Regions from separate parts of the Homo sapiens genome. Here region 1 is linked to region 2. Evidence: chromatin contacts called from ENCODE Hi-C or POLR2A ChIA-PET data. All regions are on one chromosome and are shown on one strand. The core of a region is the stretch at or near the end of the contact, and the rest is flanking DNA. Distances in the headings are between cores, read along the strand shown.

Region 1 (2,700 bases), core at 66-2,565, 450 kb after region 2:
TAGACCCTCTTCAGAAAAATGTGCTTGTCCACACACACTTCAACTTTGCATTGGATCTCAAGGTCTCATACCTGGGCTGGGTGGTCTGTAAAGCAGGGGAGACCTATTTGGGGAAAGGCCTCCATGCTGACACTCACCTGAACCTAGGGCCAAAGTGTATGGTTGTACAAGTTGTACATTGTACAAGGATCCCTGGAAGAAATCGAGCCACTGGCCAGCTGTGCAGCCTGGCACCTGGGGTGTCTTCCTGTTTTGTACAAAGGCATTTTATGCCATTCGCCTAACCCAATCTTTTTTTTTTTTTTTTTTTTTTTTTTTTTTGAGACAGAGTTTCGCTCTTGCTGCCCAGGCTAGAGTGCAATGGCGCGATCTCGGCTCACCGCAACCTCCGCCTCCTGGGTTCAAGCAGTTCTCCTGCCTCAGCCCCCCGGGTTCAAGCAACTCTCCTGCCTCAGCCTCCCGAGTAGCTGGGATTACAGGCATGCGCCACCACACCTGGCTAATTTTGTATTTTTAGTAGAGACGGGGTTTCTCCATGTTGGTCAGGCTGGTCTCTATCTCCCGACTTCGGGTGATCCGCCTGCCTCGGCCTCCCAAAGTGCTGGGATTATAGGCATGAGCCACTGCGCCCAGCCTCCCTAACCTGATCTTTAATTCCCCTCCTGCCTCCCATGACAACTCAAGTTAGTGGCACTAGTAAAGTTACAGAAATTATGTGCCTTAGCCATGGGAAACCGGCCCTCTGTAAACTGTTATTAAAGCCATAACAAATAATATCCGACAGCCTGTACCTACTAGTGTTCAGTTCCTGGTACTCCAGAGCCCTAAGCGTTTTTGGGCAGTGGTTGGGGGGCTGCCACCAGGCCTCAACTTGGGTTAGGAAGATAGGGCAAGGGTGCAAGGCCCGTCTCTGCACAGAGGGTGGGAGAGAGGAGTAACTACATAGTAGGTGCTTGGTAAGCACTTTCCCAGTCTACATTCATTGGGTCCATTTTATAGATCAGGAAAACTGAGGCTCTGAGAGGGCTGGTAATTTGGATTAGAGAAGGCCCACCTGTCTGGAGCGGCTTTATGAACACAGGCTTTGGAGTGCGACAGCGGGGAGGTCAGGAGAGGAGAGGAAATAGCCATAGCTGTACCCCCACAACATTCACACCATGCCTCCCCCTGAAGGCTTTGCCTGACGTTTGGACTGTTTAGAGGGCTCCTCTGAGCTCCCACAGCCTGAGCCTTCCTGTCACGGTGCTGCCACCCTGGTTTAGCAGGCCTGTTTACACACTGTCACCCCAAGAGCCTGGCAGCACCCCAGTGCTGGACTGTGAGCCCTCCACACAGGGCCCAGCGCATGGTGTGTAATACAGCTCTATGGAATGCTGAGTGGCTGATTAAGTGGGCTCTAGCTTCTGGCAGCTTTGCTCCCTGGGTGGATGGGGCGGGAGTGATGCAGAAAGGAGAGGTGTAGGCCTAGAGTTAGGAGGGCAGGGAGAGCACTGGGCACTGGAACCACTTGGCAGGGTGAGTTGGCATTCCCTGTTTGCCACGACCTTGGGGTCACCCTCACCAACTTGCCCCAGCTGGGCCTGACTGAAGGGCAGGGGGCCTGGACATTGGAGCCCAGGGAGGGCAGAGGGTGGTAGACTCAGGAGAGAGCTCTTTGTTTGGGGGCATTTCTCCAGCAGAGACCCTTAGTCCCTCCAAGGAGCATGTCCTCCTCCATCAGTCAGTGTCCTAGCCAGCAGGGGTGCGTCCCCCCAGATCCTTCCCTGCTTATCCTATCCTGGGCCCAGCCATGCTTTCTCCCATGGGGTCATGTCATCCTGACCCTCAGATTTGGCTGGGTCGCCCCAGGGCTCTCTGACAAAGCCCAGCTCCTCCCCTGGCACCCAGCATCCCTCAGACCCGGCCTACACCCTGTCAAGCCCGCCTTCTCTTCACCCCAAGGCCTGCCGTGCCTCACAGCTTGGGCAGGGCTGTACCCTCTGCACACATCACCCTTCCCTATCCCCAACCCTCTCCCTTTAGTGATAAATCCAGCTGGCCGCTCTTTGCAGCTCACCAGGGACCAGTGTCCCCAGTGCGGCCCTCGGTGCACCCAGTCCTTACGTGAGCCCTAGCCACCATGGAAAGCCAGGAGGGCCTGGCCAGCCTCCATGTGGGGTCTGGTTGGTTATTGCAGGGCCTGTTGGGACTGCCTGTGTCCCTGTTCCCCTGGGACAGGAGTTCTGGAGCCTGCGAAACTTAAGCATCCATCATGGGACCTGGCACGGGGGTGCCTGGCCACAGCAGGAGTGAATGAATTTTTTTTTTTTTTTTGGAGACAGAGTTTTGCTCTTGTTGCCCAGGCTGGAGTGCAATGGTGTGATCTCGGCTCACCGCAACCTCTGCCTCCCAGGTTCAAGTGATTCTCCTGCCTCAGCCTCCCAGGTTGCTGGGATTACAGGTGCCTGCCACCATGCCTGGCTAATTTTGTATTTTTATTAGAGACAGGGTTTCTCCATGTTGGTCAGGCTGGTCTGGACCTCCTGACCTCAGGTGATCCACCTGCCTCTGCCTCCCAAAGTGCTGGGATTACAGGTGTGAGCACTGCACCTGGCATGAATGAATTTTTTTATTTTTGGAAACTCCTTTGAAATAGTGTGTTTGCTTTCCACTGTCTTGTTCTTCACCTTTACCTCCCTTACGTATAAAGGTAGATGCAGT
Region 2 (2,700 bases), core at 75-2,574:
TGGGTGTGGTGGTGGGCGCCTGTAATCCCAGCCACTTGGGAGGCTGAGGCAGGGGAATCGCTTGAACCTGGGAGGTGGAGGTTGCAGTGAGCCGAGATCCTGCCACTGCACTCCAGCCTGGGCAACAAGAGCAAGACTCCCTATCAAGAAAAAAAAAAAAAAAAGGGAGAGAATGTGGTACATATATACCATAGAATACTTCACAGTCATAAAAAAAGAATAAGATCATGTCTTTTGCAGCCATATGGATGGAGCTGGAGACAATTATCCTAAGCAAACACAGGAACAGAAAATTAAATACCTCATGCTCTCACTTAAAAGCGGGAACTAAACATTAAGTAAACATGGACGTAATGATGGGGACAACAGACACGGTGACCTACTTGAGGGTGGAGAGTGGGAGGAGGGTGAGGATGGAAAAACTACCTATCAGGAACTACGCTTATTACCTGGGTAATAATAATCTGTACACTAAACCCCCAAGACAGTCAATTTATATAACAAATCTGCACATGTATCCCTGTACTTAAAAGTTGAAAAGAGGCCGGGCGCGGTGGCTCACGCCTGTAATCCCAGCACTTTGGGAGGCTGAGGTGGGAGGATCGTTTGAGCCCAACATAGGAAGACTCCTGTCTCAAAAAAAAAAAAAAAAAAAAAAAAATTACCAGGGTGTGGTGGCAGGCCCCTGTGGTCCCAGCTACTCAGGAGGCAGAAGCAGGACGATCCCTTGGGCCCAGAAACTCAAGGCTGCAGGGAACCGAGATCATGCCACTGCTTCCACCCTGGGTAACAGAGCAAGACCCCGTCTCCAAAAAAAAAAAAAAAAAAAAGCAATACAGGGGTACTTAATATTTATTCATATATTTACCTGAGAATCATCAGTTTTACTAAGGCTGTATGATGTTAGCAGATATTGGTTCTATCAGTCTCTCCGCAGACATTTGCTGTAAATAAAGCAGAGAGGCTTTCAGAGTGCACCCTGTTTTTGTTCCTCCATCCTGTTGTCTGGATCCCCTTCTAAAACGTAAGTTCCAGGATGGCAGGAACTTTGTCTATTTGGTTCACACTCGACACAGTTAGTGCTCAAAAATGTCTAACGACACAGGCCTGCTTCTCGGTTTGCACTGCTCCTCCATGGTAGTCTGTGCAGTGGGAGAAGGCAGCCCGGGCCCAGGGTCCACGGAGAAGACGCAAATCGACAGCGCGGGAGCGCGGACCTTCTGGAGGCGCGCGGCGCTTACCGCTGTCCGTCCTCGAAGCCCCGCCCCGGGGCTCCGCCTCCGCCGGCGCGTGTTCCTTTAGGGACCGCGCGCGCCGCGGCCTCGCTCTGGGGCCGGTACTTGCGCGCCCGCACCCCGCGCTCCCCGCCCCGCTCCCCGTCCCGCGCTCCACGCGCGCCCCAGCGTTGGGGGCTTCTCCTCCGCGGCGGGAATGTCTGGCCGGCTCCGGCAGCACGGCGCGGCCCAGGTCCCCGCGCCCACGACGGGCCAGCGCGCTGGGCCATGATCCGGCTGGGCGGCTGGTGTGCGCGGCGGCTCTGCAGCGCGGCGGTTCCCGCGGGGCGGCGCGGGGCGGCGGGCGGGCTGGGCCTGGCGGGAGGCCGCGCCCTACGGGTGCTGGTGGACATGGACGGCGTGCTGGCTGACTTCGAGGGCGGATTCCTCAGGAAGTTCCGCGCGCGCTTTCCCGACCAGCCCTTCATCGCGCTGGAGGACCGGCGCGGCTTCTGGGTGTCGGAGCAGTACGGCCGCCTGCGGCCAGGGCTGAGCGTGAGCGTCCCCGCCCCGCCCCGCGCCGGGCCTCCTTCTCGCCCCGAGCCCCAGACACCGCCCCTGCGCCGGTGACCTTGGACGGTCAGCGCCCCAGCCTCGGGGTGGCCCTCTGATAGAATAGGGTCTGGGGGGGACTAGGGGCCACAGCGCACCGGGAAGATGCGGCCCCGCGCTCAGGATCTGTTGGCTGCCATCCAAGGTTTCTGAAAATGCGGGAGAGTACAAAGTGTTAATATACCTAACTCTGCATTTAAAGCTGACTTCAAAATTTGTGGCATATTTGGCCTCAAGTCGTTTGTTAAATTTTTAGAAAAATAAACGTTATAAGTTGTCCTCTTTCACCCCGACCGCAGTCACATTCCCACTTCTTTGTCCCCAGGACTTTGATGGGTGTCTTTACCCATCTTTTTTACTGTTGTCCATGAAAGCATAGCTTCCAGGGGTATTTGAGGCCCAGAGAGGTTGTGTGACTTTCTGGGGGTCACACAGTGAGTCAGTGGTCCAGGTGAGGTGGGATCCACCTCATGTCTTATCCCCTTGCAGAGCTGGCCTTGCTGAACACCTGAGCTCAACCCCTACCATCCGACTCCCGAGGTGTTCTGTCCAGGATGGATAGAGGGGAAAGATCCAAGGAGGGACGTTTACACACAGATCTTGGTTGGTAAATTTGAAGTATTTTGCAAAAGGAACAGGGGATTTTGGTATGCACAAAATTAAAGAGGCTGAGTGTTTTTTGGCATCCCTTGATTGGCCACCTAGGGTTGCTGCTGGAGGGTTTGATAAAGAGGAGAAGGAAGTTACAAGAGCCCGTTTTTTAGCCACAAGTTCACTGCATCCTCTCTTTTGTTGGGTAGATATTATTATCTCTGTTTTCCAGATGAGGAAACTTGCCCCAAGTCACATGCTGCTCAGGGGCTCAGTCAGGACT

Evidence for each region. A loop is a pair of places that touch in the nucleus more often than their neighbours do. ChIA-PET counts read pairs that join two places held with the same protein, here RNA polymerase II (POLR2A). Pooled maps may share reads with other maps.
Region 1: a pooled map shows a loop between it and region 2 (4-fold over the local background). The contact joins the enhancer-like site here to the promoter of NT5M in region 2. A Hi-C loop is called at or near these places in 2 of 37 single-sample maps with no recorded cell type and 6 of 50 pooled maps. POLR2A ChIA-PET finds 5 or more read pairs at or near these places in 2 of 52 experiments (OCI-LY7 and Panc1).

Annotation. Positions count from the first base shown.
Region 1 is chr17:17,753,901-17,756,600 of GRCh38, forward strand. The region is part of intron 2 of RAI1 (retinoic acid induced 1); the gene reads left to right. Among named protein-coding and RNA genes, the nearest start is that of RAI1-AS1, 11 kb to the right of the region's middle. Within about 2 kb of position 1,316, at least 6 of the 41 ENCODE cell types and tissues checked have a DNase peak (open chromatin) inside an H3K27ac peak, as active enhancers do.
Region 2 is chr17:17,302,049-17,304,748 of GRCh38, forward strand. NT5M (5',3'-nucleotidase, mitochondrial) reads left to right here and starts at 1,325. Exons shown (of 5, transcript NM_020201.4): 1 at 1,325-1,769. The coding sequence starts at 1,503. RefSeq lists silencers at 1,255-1,424, 1,475-1,574, 1,705-1,894.